2 separate regions of the Homo sapiens genome follow, and region 1 is linked to region 2. Evidence: read pairs that join two places in POLR2A ChIA-PET (ENCODE). Cell type or tissue: PC-3. All regions are shown on one strand. Links, peaks and the distances in the headings refer to the core of each region. The heading gives the core; the rest is flanking DNA. Region 1 overlaps KAT6B (lysine acetyltransferase 6B). Region 2 overlaps SAMD8 (sterile alpha motif domain containing 8).

Region 1 (13,781 bases), core at 4,210-12,209, 350 kb after region 2:
AAAGGGTCGAACATCATTAATTTTTTTTATTAATTTTTTTTTTTTGAGATAGAGTCTCGCTCTGTCACCCAGGCTGGAGTGCAATAGCGCAATCTCAGCTCACTGTAATCTCTGCCTTCTGGGTTCAAGCGATTCTCCTGCACAGCCTCCCAAGTGGCTGGGATTACAGGAATGTGCCACCACACCCAGCTAATGTTTGTATTTTTAGTAGAGATGGAGTTTTGCCATTTTGGCCAGGCTGGTCTCAAACTCCTGACCTCAGCCCACCTCGGCCTCTCAAAAGTGCTAGGATTATAGGTGTAAGCCACTGTGCCCAGCCAATTCTAAAATCCAACTAAGTCCATCACTGTTCTCACCTGAGCCACAACTGCCTGCTCTAGCTAGTTCTGCCTCTGCAAAGAGACCAACCTGGGTCTGAACCCCAGCCCTACCACAATGTCCAGTGGAGGAACCCTGGATAACTTAAGCTTCCATCACTTTACTTGTAGGCAATACTGGTATATCCCTTACAGGACTACTGAGAGGATTAAATAAACACATTATCTAATATTCAATATATAGTTATCACTTTCATCAAATGCAACATCTATATACTTTGAAATTTTTATAACAAAATACAAAATTAAAGTTATCTCTGGTTATTTATTTAGACAGACTATACCTAAGAGAAGAAAATAATATCTTTCCTTAAAAACTTTAGCCAGACATACTGAAGAATATAGTATTTGCTCTCAGAGATCCTGGAATGTTGCTGAAAAACAGCTGGGTCATTGAACTATACTTGTTCAAACAGTACAGTTTTAAATGCCAACCCAAAATGCCACCTTAAAGGAGGCAATTTAAACAAGATTGTCCCTGTGATCAGTAAGCTGTAAATTCACTCTACTCATTCTCCCCTCAGATTCAGAAACTTGGGGCTGAAGGTCATCCAGTCCAACCTCTAGTTATCCAATAAAAGATCCCTGCCCAATATCCCAAATAGATGGGCAATGAGTCTTTACATTTTTAAAATACTTCCAGTGATTGATAATTTGTCACTTTTTGAGGCAGCTCACCCCACTGTTGCACAGCTCTAGCTAAATTTCTTGCTCAGAGAAGCAAAAATCTGCCACCCCATAACTTCGACCCTATTCCTATTCCTAACTAGTCCTATTCCCTGGAAGGATCCCAAGACAATTCTTAGTATTTCTTCAGTATGAGAGGCCTTCAAATGTCCAAAAACAAGTACCTTTTGAAAACCACTAACGACAAAACCCCATGCTACCTCCAGCCATAACTTAGACCACTCATATCCCAGTTTCTTAACCCTTCCACATATCACATTGTTTCAAAGCACCACTTTCTCTTGGTTGCTCACTAGTTTGGCTATTGGCCATCTTAAAATATGACAGTTCAGGCATTATCCAATTATAAATGCAACCCAAATTACAGGAACTTCCTCAATACCCCTGCCACACAAGTGGTCATGGTGAGCATGCAGTCCAACTAAAAATCCCAGATCTTTTTTCAAAAAGTGCTGTCAAGTTGAGTCTTTCCACCCCTTTCCTTCTGCAAATTGAAATGCTGCAATTTAACGTTTATTACCGTTCAATTTCATCTCGTTGATTTAAGCCTATCTTCCAACCTGCTAAAGATTGTTTTGAATCTTGATTCTGTCATCTATGTCATCTACAAATCTAATAAGTACTCACTTTTGTTTCATTATATAAACCCTTGACAAAAATGTTAGACTTGGAACACAGTGTGTTTAGGAATGAAATCACTGGCTTTCACAGTGCAACCACTTTCAGGATAGAACACAGAATCATTCTCTGTCAGTTAGTTTAGAACAGGAAATTGATCTTTCCCAAGTAAAATGGTTTCGGGCAAAATTTCATTAGAAGATATTTCACTGTATCCAAGTAATTATTTAATCTTTCATCATTTATTCAGGATGAATCACAACTAATTTAATTTGATTGCACAAAATACAACTGCAGAAAGTAGAAGAGGTCACAGGAAAAGTGCCCAATATTGCCAAGTTGCTTTTAGGTGTTTTGTTACACAAGCAAACGAACGTACATTAAAACAAAATGCATAGCCGGGCGTGGTGGCTCACACCCGTAATCCCAGCACTTTGGGAGGCCAAGGCGGGTGGATCACCCAAGGTCAGGAGTTCAAGACCAGCCTGGCCAACATGGTGAAACCCCGTCTCTACTAAAAATACAAAAAATTAGCCAAGCATGGTGGCATGCGCCTGTAATCCCAGCTACTCAGGAGGCTAAGGCAGGAGAATCGCTTGAACCCAGGAGGCAGAGGTTGCAGTGAGTCGAGATTGCGCCATTGTACTCCAGCCTCGGCAACAAGAGCGAAACTCCATCTCAAAAAAAAAAAAAAAATGTGTTTCATAACTAATAGATACCTAAAATATACCTTCATGACAAGCTTTTACCACAATCATTTTTTTTTTTTTGGGGGGCACAGAGTCTTGCTCTTGTCGCCCAGGCTGGAGTGCAATGGCATGATCTCGGCTCACTGCAATCTCCACCGCCCAGATTCAAGCAATTCTCCTGCCTCAGCCTCCCAAGTAGCTGGGATTACAGGTGCCCACCACCACGCCCAGCTAATTTTTGAATTTTTAGTAGAGACAGGGTTTTGCCATGTTGGCCAGGCTGGACTCAAACTCCTGATCTCGTGATCCGCCCACTTCGGCCTCCCAAAGTGCTGGGATTACAGGCGTGAGCCACTGCACCCAGCCCACAAATCTTTACCCACAATCATTTATATCCATAAAACAATTGTTTATATCCATTACCAACACATTTCAATAAGATTGTCATTTTATACCTTAAAAATGTAATAAAATAAGGGAAAGTACCAGAATTGGAACTTCAAACGTTTTAACAGTCCATGACAAAAATGGAGATTATCCAGGTCTTCAGGCAAATCTGCCAAAAGAAAAAAGGAAATGTTCATTTGGACATAAGGACATCCTTAAATTCAGCAACCATCCGTGTATCTCCACAACCATTCAAGACAAACAGCTCCAATGAGTTATTATACTACATTTGGTGATATAATAATTCTTTTAGACCACTGAAGGATTCTTATAAATATGAAACTTGAGACAGAAAATGAAGCCCCAAGGACCCAGCCAAGTGCCTATAGAAGTAAATTTCATCCCTAAGCCCAGACCTGTTCAAATTTTAAAAATCAGGTTTGTGATAGATTCCTAAGAAAAAATCTCATCATGGAAAAACAAAACAAAAACAAAAACCCACTACTACTCAAATAGCCAAACAGATATAACATTTATCAGAAAAAAAGACAGTCAAAAGTTGTTTTAAGGTCAGCATTCACATTCCTGGGCAGCATTCGCTGTTTGTCCCAAAGGCCACCAGGCACCTAGGTACTGAATGGACTACCCAGATATGACCAATAAGCTCACCTACAAGAAAAACGTACCAGTTTACATAATAGTAAATATGTATTGACACAAGTCACATTTTAGGACAGCAGTGATTATTTTTACTTGAAAAGCAAAAAATAAATTTAAAAGAACAATTGTGAATAACTGCATTTTGATCTTACGTAAAACAATCAAGCAACCTTGGATCCTCCTTCTCCCCTCCCCCAGCCACGACACACACCCCACTCCTCGATTTAATCTCAAAATTAGCTCTCATCTGACACCAACCAACAGAGTTAATTAGGCAGAAGCAGATGTAACTCAGCAGCTCTTTGCTACAAGCAGAATCACAGTGTTCAAAAAAAAAAAAAAAATACACAGCTAGGAGAGGAACAAAATCAGAAGTCTCTTATCTGTAGCCAATTCTCAACTAAACACATGTATATTATCCACTTTGTATATTATCCACCGCAAATTTTTTAATCTTAGGCTGATTTGTTTCCAACATCCCACTGGCCCCACTGTAAATTCATATAAGCAAGAGAATAGATTGAAAACCAATTTCATTTTAGCCTAAGCAGTATCTAACTGGAAAGACAAATCCACAGGAAAAAAAAATGCATAATTCATTCAAAAGCCAAATAGAAATGATTTTTTTTTTCCTGATTTGGAATTATCCACACTATTTCTCTTTTTCAGAGCATGGGGATTTGCTTCACATGTAGATAGGACATTCTATCACAAGCGAAAACCCTAAAATCATTATTCTCTTTTCATTTTTTTTCTATAAAAACTTGAAGGTTGGACTAAAAGGCTATCAAAAAGGTAGCAAATCATCCTAAATTAATTCTGGGGATTTGTGCTACATCAAATTAAATTATTCTATTTTCTAAGGTTGTGAATCATTTTATTTTTAACTACAAAATATCAGTAAATTATATGGTTGTATCATACGGTCTTATAATATAACACTATTTACATCATTCATTACAAATATTCTAAACATATCTAGAGAAATGCTTAGTCCAGCACTGAGCTTTTAGCTTCACTGGTATTACATAAACATCAACACTATTCAGAAATATTCATGTCAGCATAAGAAGAGTCAAAATATCCTGGATCATAAGTATTATGCGAGGCCTCCTCTAAGCTTTTACTAAAGCTGTGTGTGTTGTTTCAAAATCAATGTCATAACACTCAAGTCATGAGATTATGGATGAGGCAAAAAACAGTGGTAGAAAAAAACAAAGATTAATAATAGAGTTTACACTTTTGTCATCCTGAGTTTTACTTGCTAACAGTTATTTTTAACTATTTTACTTTCATAAGTCCTGGCTTTTTCTTTCTTTTTTTTCCCCAAAGGGATCACTGTTGGAAAACCTGGATTTTTTCAAAGCCCATTGTGTAACTGAGTGAGCATCCACAAATCTAAGCAGTATCTTCCGAAACAGAACAGAACTGTTTAGGGGAAGGGACCTTGACTTATTTTTCTTCTATCAGCACCCAGCTCAGGTTATTGGCAGAGTTGCTCAAAATAGTGTCCTTGGTTAACAAATATCTGTTGTCTGACAACATGAAACGCCATCCATATGGTGATATTTCTTATCTTTCAAATCCTGGATGCATCTATTTCCTCTGAAATCAATGCTTCAGGCCCAAAACATGTGAACTGGGAGGTGAGGTTATAAATACTAATCAAAGAAAAACCAACAAATATTTAGCGAGCTGATGCTCCCTGCATGCAGCCCTGTGGTAGGTACTATGGGGAATACAAAGCAAAGCTAGAGACAGAACATATAAGAAGCAATTAAGAAATAGCAAAGCACTGTTTGGCGGTTCCTCAAAAAGTTAAACACAGAATTACCATATGGTTCTGTAATTCCATTTCTAGGTATAGACTCAAAAGAATTGAGAACAGATACTCAAATAAGTACACGTACACCCATGTTCATAACAAAACTATTCACAGTAGCCAAAAGGTGTAAACAGCCCAAATGTCCATCAACAGATGAACAGATAAACTGTGGTATATCCATACACTAGAATACTATACAACTATAAAAAGCAATGAAGTTTCGATACATGCTACTACAATGTAGATGGACCTCAAACACGTTATGCTGTGAAAGAAGCCAGACACAAAAGGCCACACATCATATAATTTCATTCATATGAGACATCCAGAATAGATAAATCCATAGACAAAACACAGATTGGTGGAGTCTCAGGGACATATCTAGAGAAACTGCTTAATGGGTAAGGGGTTTTATTTGGGATCAATAAAAATGTTTTGGAACTTGATAGTGGCAGTGGTGACACAACACTGAATGTACTAAATGCCACTGATTTGTTCACTTTTTAATGGTTTTTTCATTTTATGTTATGTGAGTTTCACCTCAATAAATTGTTTAAAAAAAAAGAAATAACAAAGCACTAAACTATAATAATAATAATAATACCAACCATTTCCTGACACCTACTGTGGTCCAGGTACTTTACATAGATTATCAGTAAACTTTAAAACAACTCTGTAAGGTAGCATTGTTGTTTTTACAAAAGGAAAACAGGCTTGACTTAGCCAAGATCTCAGAGCCATTAAGTCATGAAGGATTTTAATTCAGATGCCAAAGCCCAAACTCTTTCTGTCTCTCCAGAGGTTTTCAAACTAGGCTCTTTAGATCTCTGTGACAAGGAGTTACTTCGGGTATTACCTTCAGGTACCCCTTGTGGGTTAAACTTTGGGCCATTGCAGCACCTTGAACCCAACAGTGCAGCTCCACTTTAACTGTTTTACATATATTTGTCTTCCCCATAAGATTCGCTTTAAAGGAAGTGTTCCTCTGATTACAGAAGGAAGAAGTCTGGAAACAACTGTGACTATACTACCTTGCTGAAACCACGTGGAGGATGGATGAACATCTCTTGGATGGATGGGACTGAAACTGAACCTTGAAAGATAATGCTGAGCCTGGATAAGTGCCCCACCGTCCCTCTGCCCAAATTCAAATCCTTCATGGCCCAGTGCAAACAACTTCTCAAAAGCCCCAAACATCTTTGTCTAACAGGAAGCTTTTAGCTTTTTTACTGTTTTGACATTCATTTCCCACTTAGTATTATGCTTACTTGTGTATTAACCTTGTCACCCCTACTAGACTATAAAATTCTTAAAAACAGGATTCATGCTTGATTCATCTTTGTATACCCTAAGATTTCCCAAGACCACAACTTGATCATAAGAGGGTTTCAATGCCTATTTGCTAAATAAATGTATCGGGGAATGAATGAAGGAAATCAAAGTGAAATAACAGAAGCTAAGAATGAGCTGTCAAACAAAAGGGACACCAAGTCCATGTGCCTGACTAGAACAGGTATATGCTCAAAAGGGATAAAGAAATTAAGTTGGGCCAGGCACAATGGCTCATGCCTCTAATCCCAGCACTTTGGGAGGTCAAGGAAGGAGGATTACTTGAGGCCAGGAGCTCGAGACAAGCCTAGGCAACACAACAAGACCCTACCTCTACAAAAATAAAAAATTAGGTGGCTGTGGTGGTGTACACCTGTAGACCCAGCTACTCGGGAGACCGAGGCAAGAGGATCTCTTGAGCCGCCCAGGAGGTTGAGGCCACAGTGGGCTATGATTGTGCCACTGCTCTCCAGCCTAGGCAATAGAGCAAGACTCTGTCTCTAAAAAAGACAAATATAATTTAAAAATGAAAAACAGAAATAGGCCAGGCACAGTGGCTCACACCTGTAATCCTAGCACTTTGGGAGGCCAAGGCGGGCAGATCACGAGGTCAGGAGATTGAGACCATCCTGGCCAACATGGTGAAACTCCATCTCTACTAAAATACAAAAAATTAGCCAGGCGTGGTGGTGCATGCCTGTGGTCCCAGCTACTCGGAAGGCTGAGGCAGGGGAATTGCTTGAACCCCGGAGGTGGTGGATGCAGTGAGCCGAGATCGCGCCACTGCACTCCAGCCTGGCAACAGAGCCAGAATCCATCTCAAAAAAAAAAAAAACAGAAATAAAGTTGGCTGTGAAAAAAGCCAAGCTGTGGTGTGTGAACGTGACAGATGAATAGGAAGCCACTGCAGGAGCAGGTGACACCATAATGCACAGGGAAGGGCATGCACATACACACACAAACCTGTTGAATGTTTGAATCACTCTGGCAATAGTAGCCATCTACTCTGGAGGGAAGGGTGATTGAAAGAAAAAACAAAAGCAACCAGTATTTCATCTCTGCAAACATCAATCTTGTTCAACTTATATTTATGAGCCTAACTCAGCAGCAAGCCCAGAGCAGGCACTCAATAAAACGCTGGTTGAACTGAATATTTAATTCCCCATCTTTTTAGAGTAACACTAAGTTCTTTCCCACTACTCATTAACAAAGAGAGTTTTCAATTCATAAGCTAATAATGTTTTCCAAGGATTTCTAAGAGGCTAAATCACCATAAAAATTATCATTTCAACTAATACATATTATATTAATTGCAAGTTTAATTTTTCATGTCATGCTCTCCTAGTTGACAATATCCTTGTTATGTCATTAAACTATAATTGTGTAAATGTGCTTCAACAAACAATAACTGAACCATCAATAAACTATTATGGTTTCCATAATCCCTAGCAAAGATTAGTTTCAACATCATCATCATAAATTAGTAGAGACAGGTCCCAAATCTCCTGGTGAAACCCATGAATTAGGTTTGCATAGTTATCCCTGCATTTAAGTGCTCAATAGTTTCAGTCTCTAAAATTTAATCACACTGTTAGGAACCTCACAGGAAATTTGATCCCTTGTAAAACAGAGGAATTTAGAGACAAGATGAAAAGTCATTTGAAGTCATCAGGTCTTTGGAGCCAGGGTACACTGATTAGTAATGATGTATTATAACTAAGCACTTTCACTTAAGAAATAATCAACTAAATTTAGAGTGTCTTTTTTTGGCATTTAAAAATTCCTATTCAATCCTAGATTTCTCCCTAATTACAAATTAGCTTTAGTTGGTTTTTGATGACAAAGACCGAGAATAATGTATTAAGGGAAAAAATGTGATTTTTTTTTTTTTTTTTTTTTTTTTGAGACAGAGTCTTGCCCTGTTGCCCAGGCTGGAGTGCAATGGCGTGATCTCGGCTCACTGCAACCTCCGCCTCCCGGGTTCAAACGACTCTCCTGCCCCAGCCTTCTGAGTAGCTGGGATTACAGGCACATGCCACCATGCCATTGTTTGTTTGTTGTTGTTGTTTTTATTTTTAGTAGAGACGGGGTTTTACCATGTTGGCCAGGCTGGTCTCGAGCTCCTGACCTTGTGATCCAGCTGCCTGAGCCTCCCAAAGTGCTGGGATTACAGGCATGAGCCATCATGCCCGGCCAAAAAATGTGATTTTTAAAAAACTTTTTAAAATAGAGATACAAGGCCAGGCTTGGTGGCTTATGCCTATAATCCCAGCACTTCGACAGGCCAAGGCAGGTGGATCACCTGAGGTCAGGAGTTTGAGACCAGCCCGGCCAACATGGTGAAACCCCATCTCTACTAAATACAAAAAATTAGCAGGCGTGGTGGCGCATGCCTGTAATCCCAGCTCTTTGGGAGGCTGAGGCAGGAAAATTGCTTGAACCCAGGAGGTGGAGGTTGCAGTGAGCCAAGATTACGCCATTGCACTCCAGCCTGGGCAACAAGAGCAAAACTCTATCTCAACAAAATAAATAAGATAAAATGAAGATACCAAAAAATCTAAATAAATAAATAAAAATAGAGGCGGGGGTCTCCCTATGTTGCCCAGGCATGTCTTGAACTCCAGGGCTCAAGGGATCCTTTCACTGTAGCCTCCCAAAGTAGTGGGATTACAGGCATGAGCCACTGCACCTGGCTGAGAAAAATCTGACATCTTAACTTTTTTATGATTCTTTTGAAAGAGAGATTATTACAGGATTCTTTGTTAACTGTATTACAGATGTCTTCAGACCAGATATCCAGATACCCTGAAAAATTCAGGTTCCCTTTTGAGAGTTTCATAAATATTATAGCTCTACTCTAAAAAATAAGCACATGTACCCATATACACTGGTATACATTTTTAAGGGTTAACAGACCTTCTGTCATCCAGCCATGGACCACTTAAGGTCCACTGGCTATATACAGAGAGGTATTTTATCCAGTTTCACAATAGTTAGCTTTGTGTGCTTTACTTAAGGCATGTTACATCAAGAGTAAGAAAGTTATTCTTTTTGGTTTTGGATGTTATCAAAAAACAGGTTTCTGACATTTTAATCAACAAGTAGGTGTGCTGTGATGGGAAGTATCAGAGTCAGGGATCCAGTCCCCATTCTGCTAGCTACCTAGGCTAGGGGATATTGGACATGCTACTAAATCAATCTAAGTCTCTGTTTTCTCTTCTGTAAAAATGAGAATACTTCTCTGTTTTACAGAACCGTTAAGAGGAATCACTGAGATAACAAATATGAAAGCAGCAAGGATGATGGCAGACACATAGCAGGAACACAATAAAATGCTAGCTCATAAAAGGAAAAAGGGCAATACAGTCAGCTGGAGACCTGTAAAATCTAATCTGGCTGAACTTCTGTCTATATGACCATTTTCTCCTAAGAGACAGGAGAAGTCAGCACCTGGCTCTTAGTTATAGCTGCAGAGAAGTAAAAATTCAAGACAGAGAACAGAAAAAAGTGAAGGAAAGCAAAAATAGATTGTAATGGTGAGGCTGGGGTCAAGAAGAGTGTATTTTACTCATAGTTATACATTGTTTAAGGTCAACAAAGCTTTAAAAAGATAGTACTGCATAGGAGAATATCTTATTGACCTCAGGGTAGGAAAAGTCTTAAAACAAGACACAAAAGGCACTAACCATAAAGTAAAGACCAATAAATTTGACTCCATTAAAATTAAGAACTTCTGTTCATTAAAAGACACCATAAAGAGAGTGAAAAGGCAAGCCACAGTATTTGCAACACACACACATGACAAAGGACTTGTATTCACAGTAAATAAAGAACTTCTAAATAGCAATAAAAGATACAAGGCCCAACTTTTAAAAGCAGGGTGGGAAAGACTTGAACAGAACTTTATAAATGAGGCTATCTAAATGGCTAAAAAAGTATATGAAGAGCTGGCCGGGTGCAGAGGCTCACGCCTGTAATCCCAGCACTTTGGGAGGCCAAGACGGGCGGGTCAACTGAGATCAGGAGTTTGAAACAAGCCTGCCCAACATGGCAAAACCCCATCTCTACTAAAAATACAAAAAATTAGCTGGTTGTGGTAGTGGGCACCTGTAATCCCAGCTACTCAGGAGGCTGAGGCAGGAGAATCGCTTGAACCCAGGAAGCAGAGGTTGCAGTGAGCCAAGATCACGCCACTGCACTCCAGCCTGGGTGACAAAAGCAAAACTCCGTCTCAAAAAAAAAAAAAAAAAAAAAAAAAAAAAAAAAAAATATATATATATATATATATATATATATATATATATATGAAGAGCTGTGCAATCTGATTACTAATCAGGTAAACGCAAAATTTACCATATTGGCTAAAATCATAAAAGCTAAAAAGGCTGAGATTGGAGAGGGCGAGAAGCAAGGGAATTCATATATTGCTGGAGGGAGTGTAACCTGGTACAATACTTTAGAAGAGTTTGGTACTTAGTAAAGATGAAGACAAGCATACCTTATGACTAGGTGACCATACAATTCATCATCTAACCCTAGATACTTTTGAAAACTAAAAGTGTTACAGTTACGCTGGGAAAATAAGCAAAAACCAGGACAAATGGTCACCCTAGCTATAAACCGGCAATTTCATTCCTAGGTGTATACCTTAGAGAAACTTGTGCACATGGGCACCAGATGACAGGTATAGGAATGCTCATAGCAGCTTTGTTCACAATTGCCCCAAACTTGAAACAACTCAAATATTCGGCAACAATGGAATAGATGATACGAAAATTGGTGTATTCTCTTTCTGGGGTCTGCGAGAAGACAGGTATCAGAAGATCATGGGAGTTCTATAAAAAGATGCTTAAAGGTGCTTTGGAAATGCAAATTAAGGCATTAAAGGGAAGAAATATCCCATCACCCCACTTCTCTCATCCACGCATCATTTACCATTCTGCAACAAAGACTGATCACTACAGCTTACACATCCCTACTTACATAAAATATTTTTCTTTTTTTTTTGTTTTTTTTTTTTTGAGACAGAGTCTCGCTCTGTCGCCAGGCTGGAGTGCAGTGGTGCAATCTCAGCTCACTGCAACCTCCGCCTCCCAGGTTCAAGTGATTCGCCTGCCTCAACCTCCTGAGCAGCTGGGACTACAGGCGCCCGCCACCATGCCCAGCTAATTTTTTGTATTTTTAGTAGAGATGGGGTTTCACCATGTTGGCCAGGATGGTCTTGATTTCTTGACCTCGTGATCCATCCACCTCGGCCTCCCAAAGTGCTGGGATTACAGGCGTGAGCCACCACACCCAGCCACATAAAACTATTTATTTAATCCCAGCACTCTGGGAGGCCGAGGTGAGTGGATCACCTGAGGTCAGGAGTTTGAGACCAGCCTGGCCAACATGGCGAAACCCCACCTCTACTAAAAATACAAAAATTAGCTGGGCACATGTCTGTAATCCTAGCTACCCGGGAAGCTGAGGCAGGAGAATCACCTGAATCCAGGAGGTGGAGGTTGCAGTGAGCCGAGATCGTGCCACTGCACTCCAGCCTGGGCAACAGAGCAAGACTGTCTCAAAAAAAAAAAAAAAACTATTTCCTTTTCTCTCAGTACAAATGTAGGCATGTGTAAGCACGTGGAAAACTGAGGGTACACTGTAGAGAACTAGGAGACTGAAAGCCAGATCACTTAGTTACGTCTTTTACTAATTGATACGTGAAAGTCCATGAGAGCTTATGAAGCACATTAAAATTATTAAACTTCCTCATCTACTTTCTAATACTCATGCTATTTACCTTTCATTCATGCTATGCCTCACATCTGACAGTTTCCACCCAATCTTCAAAAGCAGTGTGTGAAATAAACACATGCTATAATAGCAATGACATAATATCCACTCTACTCAGAAGCCTAAGTGTGGCTAGTAAGCAAAACTTCCTCTGCCGACCGTGTCATGACCATCAGCCATTCCCTAAATTCCTCTTTTAATGTTAAAATCTTCCTCTGTCTCTCTCTTTTCTTTTCTTTTTTTTTTTTTTTAAACCATCACTTCACCACTCCAACCTTTAACTCTCAGTAGAAGTTCTCGGAAAAGAAAAAACATGTGCATTATCCTTTCCTTCTTAAAAACATAAAATACTGTCCAAATTCATTCTGATAAATGTGTAAAGAACTTATGAATGGCCGGGCGCGGTGGCTCACGCCTGTAATCCCAGCACTTTGGGAGGCCGAGGCGGGCAGATCACAAGGTCAAGAGTTCGAGACCATCCTGGCTAACACGGTGAAACCCCGTCTCTACTAAATATACAAAAAATTAGCGGGGCGTGGTGGCAGGCGCCTGTAGTCCCAGCTACTCCGGAGGCTGAGGCAGGACAATGGCGTGAACCCGGGAGGCGGAGCTTGCAGTGAGCCGAGATGGCGCCACTGCACTCCAGCCTGGGCGACAGACTGAGACTCCGTCTCAAAAAAAAAAAAAAAAAAAAAAAGAACTTATGAGTAAGAAAAAAATGGAGTGTTTTATTTCAAGGCTATGCCAAAAAATCTAGGGTATACAAGTAAGACAGGAAGAATGCACTTTAAAAAAAAAAAAACACAAAAAACCTTCTTGGGGCCCCATAGAACTAAGACTGTTCGAACACAACTAATTTCCATTTGCTATTTCCACCTTCTGTCCATATAGGAGGGGCCCTCATATGCTCTACCCTGAATTTCCTTGGTACCTCCAACCCCAAACATACTTGGTTCGTTGGTCTTCATTTCCTATTTCCCACATCTGTAATTCTTTATCACTACCCCTTCACAACTTCTGTCTAACACTCTCTTTAACACGTCCCAACACCTTCTACCAATTACAGGGCTTAAACTCCTTCATGGGGCATAGGACACCATTTGTAATCTAACCCCTCCTCTGCCTTTGCCTGGTCATCTCCTACCACTCCCTGCACTCTGCCCACAGCAAAGTACTAGCAAATTCAAAGCTATGCAAAATGTCCTATCCCAAGGTATGGTGCATGTCTCTTCCTGGGATACCCTGCTGCCGGACACTCCCTTGAAGACTCCAGATCAAGTTTAACATAATGAATCCAGCGTATCACGGGTCGCCATAGCTCACGTCTGTAATCCCATCAGTCAGGCAGAGGTGGGCAGATCACTTGAGGCCAGGAGTTCGAGACCAGCCTGGGCAACATAGTGAGACCCTTTTCTCATTTTTATAAAAAAT
Region 2 (16,339 bases), core at 5,154-13,153:
ATATATAAGCTCTGGAAAACTTTGTAATTTTGAGTTGGTCTGGTGATAATTTCCAGGCCTTTGCACTGGTTGCAGAAATAAAAACTCTCTTCCTCCCTAGTTCATCTGCATCTTGTTACTGGGCCATGAGAAATAGCAGCCCAACCCTCAGTTTGGTCCAGGAACAAGAGGGTCTTACCATGTTGCTTGGTCTGGCTTCAAGGGATCCTCCCACTTCAGCTTCCCAATATGTTGGGATTACAGGCGTGAGCCACTGCGCCCAGCCTGGTGGTGCTTGTTAAGCCCTGTTAAATACAACCTGGAAGGGCGGTTTGAGCAGTGAAAGCCTCAGACTCAAGTTCAGCAAAAGTAGAAAAAAATGGCAGAAAACCAAAGGAAGGAAATTCCAAAGGCTGGTGAGAGACAGTGTATCGATGAGGGAGCACAATGAGGACACACAGAATCCAGGCTTTCCTGGCCTTCTCCATTAGTGCAGCATGTCAGGCCACCTTAGTTTTAGAGTTTTCCCAAGGAGTCTGACTTGGCAAGGGAAACCACAGCTCAGGAGTGGTGGCTCCCAAACTAACCTGTTGCAGGTCTTTGTAGGAGGAAGCTACTGGAATTCTTAGATCTTCTGCCTATGTGTCTAGCTGTGGCCTGGCCTCTGTGGAGGCTCAGTTAAGGGCTTCACTCTGTCCCAGGAGTCCAGCATTGCTCTCAGAGGGGAGAAAAGGTTATTTTCACTTACTCCAGCTCTTCCCAAAATCTCATTAGTTCCTTGAAACCATAGCACCAGGACATTTTACTTCCAGCTGTAAGTCACAGCAGGAAGAAATGCCTACGGCCCTACTTTGGGGGCATAGCCCAGCCCTAAAGGCCTCCTTGCTCTTTTTTTTTTTTTTTTTTTTTTTGAGACTGAGTCTTGCTCTATTGCCCAGGCTGGAGTGCAGTGGCGCCATCTTGGTTCACTGCAACCTCCACCTCCCGGGTTCAAGCGATTCTCTTGCCTCAGCCTCCCAAGTAGCTGGGATTACAAGTGCCCGCCACCACACCCGGCTAATTTTTGTGTTTTTAGTAGAGACGGGGTTTCACCGTGTTGGCTAGGCTGGTCTCGAACTCCTGACCTCAAGTGATCTACCCGCCTCAGCCTCCCAAAGTGCTGAGATTACAGGTGTGAGCCACCGCACCGGCCACCTCCTCGCTCTTATAGGTAAGGGAGCTCATGTGTAGCAAGGTCTCCTCCCCACAGGATCCTTCTTCTGTTCTAACTGGATGATCCTCCATGACCAGTCTCTGTTTTTCTTCATTTAAGCCCTTATGTAACAGGGAAGTTCTACGTGTATGTGTATGTATACAGATGTGGGCTTTTGTGGTTGTAGTTTTTTTGGGGGGTTGGAGGAGGGGAAGGTAGGAGGAGTTCTTGTTGAGAGTTGAGGCTGCTGCCACAGCTGCCCTACAAGTAGAAAGCCACCGGGTTTATGAAATTCAAATATAGAGGCCAAAATGTACCAGGGACGCCACCGTCACCTCCAAAACAACATCGATTTATCTGCATTTCCAGCAATTTTATGAGACAAGCTACAAAGATACACCATTTAGATGAATCACTCTGCTCTCTGCAGTGCCAAGAACTTCAAGCATAGTTAATTCAGAATGACTAGGTCCAGTTAACAAGAGTTGGTTTGTCTGAATCAAAGTATATTTAAAGAAACTCCATTTTATTACCTCAGGAATCTAGTGGAACTATGCTAATAAATTGCTCCTCTGTGTAGATCTTAAGGGAAATATGCTTTAATGAACAGATGAGAATATTTCCTAATTCAGTCTATCCATTGTTTATATAGAAAGGGTTACTCATCAAGTGTTTAAGTTTACTTGAAATGCTTGCTCTTGTTTACAATCAGTATTTTAATGAACCCTGTGTTTATAAATGGTTTAAAATAAACTATCCATCTTGTCATTCCCTCTAAATTAGTGAAGTCCCAACTAATGCCTCAATGGCTCTGTTAGCATAAAATCAAAAGTCATTGTACCAGCTGGGTACGGTGGCTCACACCTGTAATCCTAGCTCTTTGGGAGGCCGAGGTGGGAAGATCACTTGAGGCCAGGAGTTTGAGACCAGCCTGGGCAACATAGTGAGACCTCGTTTCTACAAAAAATAGACCAAATTATTTTTTGTGGCCATGTGCCTATGATCCCAGCTACTTGGGAGGCTGAGGTGAAAAGGATCACTTGGTCCCAGGAGGTCAAGGCTGCAGTGAACCATGATCACGCCACTGCACTCCAGCCTGGATGACAGAGGGAGATCCTGTCTCAAAAAAGAAAGGAAAACAATAAAAAAAAAAAAAAAAAAAAAAAATCATTGTACCCATCACTGGAAAGAAATACTTAGCTTTTGCATGGGCTGTTCTTCCAGGGGTGGGGGTTTGGGGATCCGGCCCTATTCTTTCATATTTTGTGACACACATTCTTTCTCCCTCCTTTCTATGAATGTTTATTAAGGAACTAGTAATGTGTCAGACACTGTGCTGGGGTCTAAGTAACAGTCAACAATCTCACAGTCTAGAAAGGGAGACAGACATGAACAATGGGCAAGTATTGTAAAGTGCTGTAGGTACAAGGATAGCTGTATGAACAGAGGACAGTGGGGTTAGAGGAGTCAGTTCACCTAGGGAGCTTCATGAAGGCTTCAGCGTTGAATGGATTCTTAAAAATGGGGGATACGGCTGGGGGCGGTGGCTCACGCCTGTAATACCCACACTTTGTGAGGCTGAGGCAGGTAGATCACCTGAGGTTAGGAGTTCGAGACCAGCCTGGCCAACATGGTGAAACTCCGTCTTTACTAAAAATACAAAAAATTAGCCGGGCATGGTCGTGGGTGCCTGTAATCCCAGCTACTCAGGAGGCTGACGCAGGAGAATCACTTGAGCCCGGGAGGTGAAGGTTGCAATGAGCAGAGATCGTGCCACTGCACTCGTCTGAGCAACAGGAGCGAAACTCAGTCTCAAAAAAAAAAAAAAAAAAAGGGTGGGGAGGCCATAAGGCCGGGCGTGGTGGCTCACGCCTGTAATCCCAGCACTTTGGGAGGCTGAGTCAGGCAGATCACCTGAGGTCAGGAGTTTGAGACCAGTCTGGCCAACAGCCAAGATAGCACCACTGTATTCCAGCCTGGGTGACACAGGGAAACTCTAGTCTCAAAAAAAAAAAAAAAAGGAGGATATATTTAGTTGCACCATGGGCTATTAAAAAAAGAGAGGATGCTCCAGGCACAGTGGCTCACGCCTGTAATACCAGCACTTTGGGAGGCTGAGGCGGGTGGATCACGAGGTCAGGAGATCGAGACCAGCCTGGCCAACATGGTGAAACTCTGTCTCTACTATAAATACAAAAATTAGCTGGGCGTGGTGGCGGGCACCTGTAGTCCCAGCTACTTGGGAGGCTGAGGCAGGAGAATCACTTGAACCGGGGAGGCGGAGGTTGCAGTGAGCCGAGATCGTGCCAACTGCACCCCAGCCTGGGTGACAGTGCGAGAGTCTGTCTCAAAAAAAGGAGAATGTGTTTGGCAGACAGGGAGAAGAAGGGCAGCACATGAAGGAAAGGTGCTCGGGCCTGATACTGCAACTGCAAGACATATTTAGCCAGCTGCAAACAATATGGCAAGAATGAAAATGACAATGGATGGGATATTAGGGGAGAAGGTTACCCAGCAAGACCAGGCTGGAGAGGTCAGCTAAGGCCCGATTGGAACCTACGCAAGACAGTGCCTGCTCAAGTTCTACCTCCTCATGAAATTACAAGCATGAAATAAGACATAGACCCCCAGGTGTTGCTTAGCCCATATCCCCAGCCATGTCATGACCCATATATGCCCAGTCCAGGTCAAGGGAGAGCACGGGTTGGCTGTCCTCAGCACCAGACCCATATCGCATCTGGAGGATCATATTTAGGGCCTCAGTGACAAATTAGGGGGCATTGATGAGGCAAAAGAGTAAATCTCATCCCTGTTACTCTGTCTGGGCCATAGGCAGATGTCTAAAAATATGATTGCTGGCTGGGTGCAGTGGCTCACGCCTGTAATCCCAACACTTTGAGAGACCAAGGCAGGGAGATCGCTTGAGCCCAAGAGTTTGAAACCAGACTGGGCCACAAAGTGAGACCCTTTCTCTAACAACAACAACAAAAAATTTAAAAATCAGCTGCGTGGGCTGGGCGCAGTGGCTCACACCCGTAATCCCAGCACTTTGGGAGGCCGAGGAAGGTGGATCATGAGGTCAGGAGATCAAGACCTGCCTGGCCAACATGGTGAAACCCCGTCTCTCCTACAAATACAAAAATTAGCTGGGCATGGTGGCGTGCACCTGTAGTCCCAGCTACTCGGGAGGCTGAGGCAGGAGAATCACTTCAACCTAGGAAGCGGAGGTTGCAGTGAGCCGAGATTGCGCCACTGCACCCCAGCCTGGGCGACAGAGCGAGACTCTATCTCAAAAAAAAAAAATTAAATTAAATTTTAAAAAAATTAGCTGTGTGTGGTTGTGTGCACCTGTATCCCCAGTTACTCAGGAGGCCGAGGTGGGAAGATTGCTTGATCCCAGGAAGTTGAGGCTGCAGTGAGCCATGATTGCACCACTGTACTCCAGCCTGGGTGACAGACCAAGTCCCTGTCTCAAAAAAAAAAAAATTGTGATTTCTCAATTGAAAAATGTAAAAATCATTTGCATTGCTCCACTTAATTCCAGGCAAAGCCAAATGACGATGCACCAGTGAGTCACCAGTGAGATTGCATTTAAAATCTAGCAGCCTCAGAGCCAAGACCAGCCTTGTGTAAACAGAGTTCAGGGAGGAGGGAAGATAGTGGAGTGAGACGTGCCGAGGCCAGCCGGCCTCTGGGCTTGGGGTGCGCTGACCTCTGGGGAGCCGAGTGCATCTGCTGGACTGAAGGCAGAGTAATTTTTTCATCTCATGCAGAAGAAGAAAGAAGATATGTAGCAGAGGAAAGGAACGGAACATTCTCCCTCCCTACCTTACACAGGAGAGTGGTCATCTACACTAAAGCAAAACTTCCTTATCATAGGAAGACCATTTTCCTTGACCTTTAGGTGATTTTATAGTCATCTCGAAAGGGAAACAAAACTCAACTCAGGACTTGATTGAACACAGAGAGTCCACTAGGATGCAGTATTCCTGCCCACTTCTCCAGGAAGAAAGAAGCAAATGACGTGGGTCTTTTGGCACTGTTTGCTTAATTATAAAGAAATTATTTTGCAAGCTGAATACTGATGCTTTATTTGAAACAGGTGCTTAGTTGGTGGCATTTATGAATTCTTTACCTTTTGTTCCAAACCAAAAGACTAATTAAATAGCAAGTATTGGTGGGGAAAAAAAAGAAAAAAAAAAGACTTTGTTGGGCGCGGTGGCTCATGCCTGTAATCCTAGCACTTTGGGAGGCCAAGGAGGGCAGATCACGAGGTCAGGAGATCGAGACTATCCTGGCCAACATGGTGAAACCCGTCTCTACTAAAAATACAAAAATTAGCTGGGTGTGGTGGCACGCGCCTGTAGTCCCAGCTACTCGGGAGGCTGAGGCAGAAGAATTGTTTGAACCCGGGAGGCGGAGGTTGCAGTGAGCCAAGATCGCACCACTGCACTCCAGCCTGGGTGACAGAGCGAGACTCCCTCTCAAAAAAAAAAAAAAAAAAAAGACTTCAAAACAGTGTGGAATTATGGAAATGGATGCCATCCAAGAAGACTGGAAAAATACACTCTGACCTCTTTATGCAGTAGAGCTAGGCTTTTCAAGATACAGGAGACCAATGAGAAGGGTTTTTTTTAGGCCGGGCACAGTGGCTCATGCCTGTAATCCCAGTACTTTGGGAGGCTGAGGCAGGCGGATCACTTGAGGTCAGGAGTTCGAGACCAGCCTGGCCAACATGGTGAAACCCCATCTCTACTAAAAATACAAAAATTAGTAATCCCAGCTACTTGGGAGGCTGATGCAGGAGAATCACTTGAACCTGGGAGGCGGAGGCTGCAGTGAGCCGAGATTGCATCACTGCACTCCAGCCTGGGCAACAGAGTGAGACTCCATCTCAAAAAAAAAAAAAAGAGAGAAGGGTTTTTTTGTTTGTTTGTTTTGAGACAGAGTTTCACTCTTGTCGCCCAGGCTGGAGTGCAATGGTGCGATCTCCGCTCACTGCGACCTCTGCCTCCCGGGTTCAAGCGATTATCCTGTCTCAGCCTCCTGAGTAGCTGGGATTACAGGTGCATGCCACCACGCCCAGCTAATTTTTGTATTTTTGTATATATTTTTTGAAACAGAGTCTTGCTCTGTTGCCCCGGCTGGAGTGCAGTGGCATGATCTCGGCTCACTGCAACCTCCGTCTCCTGGGTTCAAACAATTCTATCTCAGCCTGCCGAGTAGCTGGGATTACAGGTGCCTGCCACCATGCCCAGCTAATTTTTGCATTTTTAACAGAGACGGGGTTTCACCACATTGGCCAGGCCGGTCTGGAACTCCTGACCTCAGGTGATCCACCTGCCTCGGCCTCCCAGAGTGCTGGGATTATAGGTGTCAGCCACCGCGCCTAGCTTAATTTTTGTACTTTTAGTAGAGATGGGATTTCATCATATTGGTCAGGCTGGTCTCAAACTCCTGACCTCAGGTGATCTGCCCGCCTCGGACTCCCAAAGTTCTGGGATTACAGGCGTGAGCCACCACGCCTGGCCTCAAAGTACTTCTATAATATGAACTCAGTAGGTCCTTATAATATCCTTAAAATATGCTAATAATAGCAATGTTTAACATTTATAATAATAATATTTAACACTTTACATCCTTTGCATTTTATCCTCAGAATAACCCTATGAAGGTAAGTACTATAATCACCTCAAAACGGAGAGAAAGCGAGGTTACGTGATTGCCCAAGGTTACTCAGCTAGTAAGTGGGGGAGCCAAGATTTGAATCCAGGCACTTGGCTTCTGAGTCTGTGTCCTTAAACCACTATGCTATCTGCCTTCCAAATATTATCATGCGTTATATCAAAGGAGGAAATTGAGACAGTGCAGTTTGGTGACTTGCCTGACCTCATACACAGTCCCATTACATCATGACTAAGAGACAGAACCCAGGTCTTCCCCTTGAAAGCCAAGCCCCATTAGAGTGTGGCAGTTGAGATTAGCAGCCATTTCTACTTTAGATGGCTTTCTTAATAGGAAGGATTGCAGAGGGTGAGGGGTTGAGTCCAGAGTGGAGGCCAAAGGCTTGCTGATATTTGCCTTGAGAAGACAATGGCTACCTTTAGGTTTAGCAGCAGAGGGTGGATGAAGCTGTGTAAACAGGAGCTGCTTGGTGAGCTGACCCGGGAAGCCAGTCCACAGGATGGGGGTTTGGCAAAGGTTGGGCCAAGGGAGGCGATGCTCCCTGTGCCTCTCTGTGAAGACGCCCAGCAGCGTATGGGGGAGAGGGCGCAAACACATTACACTGCCACCCCCTCGCCAGACGCCATCTGCCCCCATTTCACTACTGTCCAGGAAAGGGCAAATTCACTCTCCCTGCTGCCTAGATCAGAAGCCCCGTCTCCTGCCTTCCTTTTGAAGCACTCCGAGAGAGCAGCTCCCGATTCCCACTGACCTATCAAGTGGGCTGAGGGCCACCTCCACCTCTGCCAAGCCCTGTTCCACCCAAGGCTTTGCCTCAGAGTCCCCTCGGATGCCACAGCTCAGATACTGGACCCATTCAGGAACTCTGGCTCAGAGAAGCAGGACTGTGCTCAAGGTGAGGCTCAGGGCTAGGCACTTCCCCACTGTGGGCAGGTAGGGGTTCCACTCGCTAGCTCTGGCCAATGAGAACAAACTATTTCATCAAGGCTAGGTCTCCCTCATTTCATGGACAGTGGCCTGATCATTTCAGATGTTTTCCCCCTCATTGTCCTTAGTGGTCTTTGCTAGGATTCAGAATACTGTCAAGTTGCTTTGTGAACTAGTGTGTTATCTGCCCCTAAATATCATGACAGAATGTGGTCGGCAGATCTAGTTCTGGCCACCAGAGAAACCAGAGTTCAAGATGGAATAGGGGGAAGGATAAAACTGTTCCTATTCAGAAATGATGTGATTGTCTATGACTATGTAAACACACTAACAAATCTACAAAAGAACTCCTAGAACATGACTTTGGCACTGTCACAGGTTAAAAGGCCAGCAATTAAAAATCAATTGTATTTCTAGCCGGGCACGGTGGCTCATGCCTGTAGTACTAGCATTTTGGGAGGCTAAGGCAGGTGGATCACTTGAGGTCAGAAATTCGAGACCGGCCTTGGCCACCGTGGTGAAACCACATCTCTACTAAAAATACAAAAATTCAGCCAGGTGTGGTGGCGCACGCCTGTAGTCCCAGTTACTTGGGAGGCTGAGGCACAAGAATCACTTGAACCCAGGAGGCAGAGGTTGCAGCGAGCCAAGATCACGCCCCTGCACTCCAGCCTGGGTGACAGAGTAAGACTTTGTCCAAAACAAACAAACTAACAAAAAAACCCTTCTATTTCTATACACTAAAAATGCACAATTAGATACCAAAATGAAAGCATAGGAGGGAGGAATAAAAAGCTAAGATGCTGGCAGTGATCATCTGTATGGAGATTACTAATTTACAGCGTTCAGTACTTTCACAACAGCCCAGGGGAGGGAGGAGGGAACCCAGGAGCTTGGGGAACACCTGCGTCTTCACTCTAGCCTGTTCTGAAATGCCTTTGGGGGACGCTGCCTCAAGCTGTGGGTGTTGGTGAAAGGCTCTTCAGGGGGTTCTGATCACTTCCTGAGGAAGAACCAGTCTGACTGGGAGCCTCAGCCTCACCTGGGAACCTGTCAGAAATAAAAATTCCTCCCACTTAGGCGGAAGGTAGGGGTTAGCAATGTGTTTTAACAAGCTAGGTGATTCTGATGCACACCTATTATGTTGTTCAAACCAGTGACTTCCTGTGACAAAGGCACAAGGGCTGCTGGAGGTTTGTGGCACCCTCTGCTGGTAACCAACAGCAAAGGTTGACTTCTGAACCAAAAAAAGGTTCTCATAACTCTAGTTTGTCAGCCTGTGCATTAAAAAAATAAAAAATTTAAGCAAAGAAAAGTTAAAAATCCTGCTTTCCGGCCGGGCGCGGTGGCTCACGCCTGTAATCTGAGCACTTTGGGAGGCCGAGGCGGGCGGATCATGAGGTCAGGAGATTGAGGCCATCCTGGCTAACACGGTGAAACCCCGTCTCTACTAAAAATACAAAAAATTAGCCAGGCGTGGTGGCAGGCGCCTGTAGTCCCAGCTACTCGGGAGGCTGAGGCAGAAGAATTGTTTGAACCCGGGAGGCGGAGTTTGCAGTGAGCCGAGATTGCGCCACTGCACTCCAGCCTGGGTGACAGAGCTCAAAAAAAAAAAAAAAAAAAAAAAAATCCTGCTTGCCATTCTATCCAGGGCTGCCTCGTCCCACTGCAGCACTTCTGAGATCACGCTGTATTTTCCTTTGGCTCTGCTGCAGCTTTCGTCTCCTTGAGCATCCTTCAATTCTTCCATGCTCCTAATAAAGCACCCAGAAGCATTTGATGAAACCTTCAAGGTCCAGGGCCAGGCAAACTGGCCTACGCAGAAAGAGCTGGGTGGGGGAGGCCTTCTCTGCCTTGGCCTACACATGTCACTCCAGCTACAATGGAGATGTGAGGTGGGGATGTGAGTCACTCCCCTGCACAAAACCCAAATCCGCCAATGGCTTCCCATGTCACTTGAAGCAAAACTTAAATTTTCACCAGGACCTTCAAGGATTGTAAGACTAGAGCCTAGCTACTTCTCTAAGTTCATGTTCAGTCACTTTTTTTTTTTTTTTTGAGATGGAGTTTTTGCTGTGTCGCCCAGGTTGGAGTGCAGTGGCACGATCTCGGCTCACTGCAACCTCTGCCTCCCAGGTTCAAGCGATTCTCCTGCCTCAGCCTCCTAAGTAGCTGGGACTACAGGTGCCTGCCACCACACTTGGCTAATTTTTGTATTTTTAGTAGAGACAGGGTTTCACCATTTTGGCCAGGCTGGTCACGAACTCCTGACCTCAAGTGATCCACCCGCCTCAGCCTCCCAAAGTACTGGGATTACAGGCATGAGCCACTGCGCCCGACCCACTTTCAATGACTCTTCCACTTGTTTACTCTTAAACCAAACTCTTTTTTGTTTGTAGAACATGCCAAGTCTGCTCCAGAGGCTTGTGCAATTGCTATTCCCTCTGCCCCACATGGCCCCTCACTTCATCCAGGGCCTCTGCTCGAATGCCACCTCTGCAGAAGGACTTCCGTTAGTGCTATCTCAGTAGTGAGCATTCCCTATCACTCTATCCTTTTAGCTGTTCTCTTTTTTTTTTTTTTTTGTCATAGCTGTTTGGGCTGCCTGAAGGCAATTTCTGCTAGCTAAATATCACCAGGAGCACACCTTAGTAAAGCTAAGTTAGGTTTTGTTTTTGTTTTTTTTTTTGAGACAGACTTTCACTCTGTCCTCCAGGCTGGAGTGGAGTGCATGATCTTGGCTCACTGCAACCTGTCTCTCAGGTTCAAGTGATTCTCTTGCCTCAGCCTCCCAAGTAGCTAGGATTACAGGTGTGCACTATCATGCTCGACTAATTTTTGTATTCTTAGTAAGAGTCGGGGTTTCACCACGTTGGCAAGGATGGTTTTGAACTCCTGACCTCAAATGATCCACCCACCTCGGCCTCCCAAAGTGCTGGGATTATAGGTGTGAGCCACTGCACCCAGCCAAAGGTAGGTTTTTAATTAAACTTCCTGCAGCGAGAAAGACTAAACACCTGGAGAAGGGAGGGGAATCTCAGTAAGAGAGTGTTAGGTGGGGCTGGTACAGGATTTGGGCTTGTGTTAGGTGTTCTTAAGGAAGGTTTAGGAAAGCAACCAAGTAGGGTGCTGCTCTGGATTGAGTGCTTTCAGAAACCTGGGGCAATTCGGAATCTTAATTCTTATGAAGGAACAAAGTAATAGTTGCCCATGTTAATCAGGAGCGGCGTGTATGGCTATTTTTATGGCTGCACAGTGTCTTTATTGCTGTTCAGGCATGATTACAAGTGAAGAGGATCCATTACAGCCAGGCAGGGTCCTCATCTGATGATGATATTCTATAGAATTGCTTATGTTCAGTAGGAGAATGCCACTGTACCCAGGTCAATTACTAGTTGACAACTGCCAGGAATGCTTTTTTTTCTCTCTCTCTCATATATGTGTTTATTGTCTAGAAAGTAAGATTCCTGAAGGCCGGGGCTTTGTTTTGTTTACCACTGAACCACTAGCACTTAAACAGTGCCTGGCATAGAATAGGTACCCAATAAATGTTTAATAAATATTCTTTCAAAACATCTTCCATAGCTCAGATCTCACACATCTATAATGAAGCCCTCCACAGGTAAAGCTGGGTCTTTGGAAGGTCTTCCAGGTGATGGTAGGGCCAAAAATAGCTACTGCAGGCAGACCAGTATCAACATGACTCTTTACAGAACTTTAAAACAGAGAGCAACTGAGTCCTCTGGCCTTTCCCTTGGGCCAGACAGGACTTAGCCTCCTACAGGTGCTCAAGGAAGACAATGATCAGAAAAAAATGCTACTTTTGAATGACAAGAGATGGCCAATGTAAAGACTATGTTAAAAATTAAACAGGAGAAACACTCCTCAATCTGCTAAATCATCTTCCTGGCTGGGCACAGTGGCTTATGCCTATAATCCTAGCATTTTGGAAGGCCAAGGTGGGAGGATCGCTTGAGGCCAAGAGTTCAAGATCAGCATGGCCAACATAGTGAGACCCCCATCTCCACACACACAAAAAAAGATTAAAAAGTATAATTGGAAAATCATTTCTTTTCCCCCTCAACATCTTACAGTCATATGGTCTTTAATAAGTCATAGTTGGCAGTTTAGTCTTCTAGAAAGTTTTGTATACCAAGTTGTCACCACTCCACCAATTTCCTTATCATTTTACTATTTTAAAAACACTTTTTTTTTTTTTTTTTGAGACGGAGTCTCGCTCTGTCACCCAGGCTGGAGTACAGTGGCGCGATCTCGGCTCACTGCAACCTCCACCTCCCGGGTTCAAGCAATTCTCCTGCCTCAGCCTCCCGAGTAGCTGGGACTACAGGCGCACGCTGCCACCCCAGCTAATTTTTTTATTTTAGTAGCGACGGGGTTTCACCGTGTTGCTCAGGCTGGTCTCAAACTCCTGAGCTCAGGCAATCCGCCCGCCTCCCAAAGTGCTAGGATTACAGGCGTGAGCCACCGCGCCCTGTATCTTAAAAACACTTTTGGGCCGGGCACGGTGGCTCACGCCTGAAATCCCAACACTTTGGGAGGCCAAGGCGGGCGGGTCACGACGTCAGGAGATCGAGACCATCCTAGCTAGCACGGTGAAAACCATCTCTACTAAAAATACAAAAAATTAGCCGGGCGTGGTGGCGGGCGCCTGTGGTCCCAGCTGCTTGGGAGGCTGAGGCAGGAGAATGGCGTGAACCCGGGAGGCGGAGGTTGCAGTGAGCCAAGATCGCGCCACTGCACTCCAGCCTGGGCGACAGAGCAAGACTCCGTCTCAGAAAAAAAAAAAAAAGAAGAAACACTTTTGAAGATTACTTTTGTAGCTAGGGAATTAAGATATCATTTTAAAATCTATAAATTTAGGCCAGGCGCAGTAGCTCACGCCTGTAATCCCAGCACTTTGGGAGGCTGAGGCGGGTGGATCACCTGAGGTCAGGAGTTTGAGACCAGCCTGGCCAGCACAGTGAAACCCTGTCTCTACTAAAAATACAAAAATTAGCAGGGCATGGTGGCAGGTGCCTATAATCTCAGCTACTTGGGAGGCTGAAGCAGGAAAATCACTTTAACCCGTGAGGCAGAGGTTGCAGTGAGCTGAGACAGCACCATTGCATCCAGCCTGGGCAACAAGAGCGAAACTCTGTCTCAAAAAACTAAATAAATAAAATAAAATCTATAAAATTGGCAAACATAAAAAAATTCTGTAATATATTGCTTTGGCAATGGTGTGGATTAAGCAATTCTCCTGCCTCAGCCTCCCGAGTAGCTGGGTCTATAGGTGTGCACCACCACGCCCAGCTAATTTTTGTATTTTTAGTAGAGACGGGGTTTCACCATGTTGGCCAGGCTGGTCTCGATCTCCTGACCTCATGATCCGCCCACCTCAGCCTCCTAAAGTGCTGGGATTACAGGCGTGAGCCACCACACCCAGCTCCTCCTGCCTTGTTAAGATATATTAAGATATTCAATAATAGAAATACCCCCATCTAATCAGAACAGATTCCCACTTCAGTTAAACCTTCCCCAGAAGCTGCATAACTCAAGCCCACATCCTATCCTTTCCAACACCTTCCCACTGAGACGCCCCACAACTCCCCATGGTGTGTATTCTCCATTATAACAAACAATAAACCCAACTTATTCAACTAAGGTGTGTCCTTCATCCTTGGCTGGAAGGCACTGGAACATGTTAAGTGAAATAAGCAAGGTATGAAACCACATGTATATGTACATATATATGTATATGCTACAATTGGAGTAAAATAATGTAAACCTTTAAAATTAAAAAAATATGTTTGTAGGCTGGGCGCAGTGGCTCATGCCTGTAATCCTAACACTTTGGGAGGCTGAGGCAGGCAGATCACCTGAGGTTGGGAGTTTGAGACCCGCCTGACCAACGTGGAGAAACCCCATCTCTACCAAAAATACAAAATTAGCTGGGTGTGGTGGCGCATGCCTGTAATCCCAGCTACTTGGGAGGCTGAGGCGGAAGAATCGCTTGAACCTGGGAGGTGGAGACTGCGGTGAACCGAGATCATGCCACTGCACTCCAGCCTGGGCAACAAAAGCAAAACTCCGTCTCAAAACAAAACAAAAACAAAAAAACCCATCAGGTACAGACATTCACTTCATAATGTGACCCAGGGCTCCTAAAGCTGGAATATGAGCAGGTCTTGGTGGTTCTGTATTTCTGGCTCTCATGGGAGCCCCGTGAACTGAGAATATACGGCATTTAAATGTCATGCTACTCTACCAGAAGCCTTAAAACTATCATTTGTGCATCTTCAAAGTTCCAGCTGAAGGTGGCAACTGAGCTCCTCTGAGGCACTCTCTTAACTCAGCACCCTCATCTTAACATCTCCGTGAGCAAGGCTACAGTACTTTCATAAATTGGCCCTTAATACAACCTATGTGGTAGGCACTTTTTTCCACTTAAATAAGGTTAAGTGGAGGTTTGAAGAAAAACTTAATCAGTGTCAGAAACACAACTCATACCCAGGTCATCAGAGCCTAAACCCAGTGCATTTTCTACTCCACCAAGCTCCTTGAGGTCTCTTCTGGACTATTTTTTTCCCAGAGTTCTCAAAAAGACTAGCTGGGCCAGCGCTACAGAGGCTACATATTAGCAGTGATCAAGAAGACAAGTTCAGTTGCGGATCAAGCTGATACGGTCCTGTACCTGTGACAATGCTTAGCATTCTAACTACTCCACAGTTCTGGACTAAGTTCCACAGATTTAAAGTTGCAGAGCTCAATCATTTGCTTGTTTTTTTGGAGACAGGGTCTCACTTTGTCACCCAGGCTGGAGTGCAGTGGCATCATCTCGGCTCACTGCAGCCTCGACTTCCCAGGCTCAAGCGATCCTCCTGCCTCAGTCTCCCAAGTAGCTGGGACTACAGACACGCACCACCACACTTGGCTAATTTTTGTATTTTTTGTAGAGACGGGGTTTCACCATGTTGCCCAGGCTGGTCTCAAATTCCTAGGCTCAAGCGATCAGCCTGCCTTGGCCTCCCAAAGAGCTAGGATTACAGGCGTGAGCCACCACACCTGGCCAATCATTTGCAAAAACTAAAATTCATTATATAAAAAACTGACCAGCTCCATTAATAATGCAAAGACATTTCAATAAGAAACTGTAATCCAACTTTCAAATGTTTTATTTTTAGTGTTTTTAAACATTTTAATACAACAAAGATATAAAATAATATATATTAGTTAAATCTGGATTTAATTTAGAATCAAGATATTTACTTATGTACAAACACTGTGCTTCAAGGTATGGCTACCACAGGAACTTTCACATCTTCAAGTAATACTAGTTTCTCTGTGGATAGAGAGACATTTAGGTAGAATTCACAAAACAAAACATGTCCGTTTTAGTCCCAGCTAATTTTGCTTCCCCCATTAAGTACCAGTTTCCACTTTCTTTGTTCCATGTCAGAAATACTTCATTTTTCTAATAATACATAGATCCTCTGAATAAAACTTAGTAAAAGTGAACATTTTTAAGATGACATTACTAATTGATAATATTGCTTGGCTATGTTCAATTCTCCAGACAACCCAGTTCTTCAGATTGAAAGAGACCTGAAGTAACAATGAAATTACCATAGTGTTCTTTCTCCTGCCATATCAGGCACAAACTTTCCTTATGCTGAAACATGGAATACACTGAATAAAAAGTCCTTTGGTTAATTTAGGGTAGAATGTATTATAAAAACCAGAATAGCTGAAATATGGCTTACAGATTTCAGAGATATTTGTATAGAACTTGAAGCAAAGTAATTGGTCACATTTTAGTTATTTGAAATTGGTGGCATTACATCCGGGTGAGGTGAGAAGGGGGTCCAAAACCTAGTTTCATACTAATTTTAGTCATTCAAAGTTACTCAAAGACAGGGAAAAGAAACAAAAAACCTACTCAGTCTCTTTCCATTCTTATTAGTCACCTGAAGCATTCTGACCTTTGATGTTACTAACAATTCTCCTCTACAGCAGTATGGGATAATTCAGGCTAAACTGCTTACAAACACTAACTGTTAAACTGTCAAGTTGGCATTAAAATTGACACCTTTGCTGGCTTAGAAACTGTCTAAATGAAACCAGTACTGTTTAAGAAAGCAATTGGACTATTCTACAAGACAGCTTTCTTGTCTCAAATGCCTGAATACCTTAAAGTACTGGCAAATGACTATATTATCATTACCTTTAGTATGAAGAAAATGTAAGTCTATAAAAGACTATAAAATAATTACATTTATTAAATTAGAGAGTTTAAAACAAGAATGTGGTTAACATTCTTAGGCAATTTAGATCTAGAATCCTTTAAAAAAGCTTACTATGAAATTAATGGTGAAACTGCCTTTTGTTGAATACAGTCAAAGAAGACTAGTGTTATAAATATGACTTTGTGAATACATGAGTAATACTTTCCAAACAGATGTTTCTAAAACAGACTGTTTCTTATCAGCTATAAAACAATCTGGTTCCTCTGTTTCCCATTTACAAATTACAGGATTTCTGGAATTCTTAGTAAAA

Evidence for each region. Peaks named below come from ENCODE experiments on the same cell type or tissue, not always from the same donor. Only the 100,000 strongest peaks of a DNase experiment are listed, where the experiment ranks them.
Region 1: POLR2A ChIA-PET joins it to region 2 with 11 read pairs; 2 of 35 experiments call an interaction of 5 or more read pairs at or near these places.

The regions. Positions count from the first base shown.
Region 1 is chr10:74,827,829-74,841,609 of GRCh38, reverse strand. It overlaps KAT6B (lysine acetyltransferase 6B), which reads right to left. Exons shown (of 18, transcript NM_012330.4): 2 at 2,858-2,927. Among named protein-coding and RNA genes, the nearest start is that of KAT6B, 8.1 kb to the right of the region's middle. In PC-3, for the core only: no CTCF peak of the experiment used is centred there; a DNase peak (open chromatin) is centred at 8,209; H3K27ac peaks cover 396 bases.
Region 2 is chr10:75,180,725-75,197,063 of GRCh38, reverse strand. It overlaps SAMD8 (sterile alpha motif domain containing 8), which reads right to left. Exons shown (of 6, transcript NM_001174156.2): 6 at 14,941-16,339. Among named protein-coding and RNA genes, the nearest start is that of VDAC2, 22 kb to the left of the region's middle. RefSeq lists a silencer at 2,994-3,194. In PC-3, for the core only: a CTCF peak has its summit at 8,989 (motif pointing left); a DNase peak (open chromatin) is centred at 8,963; H3K4me3 peaks cover 151 bases; H3K27ac peaks cover 615 bases.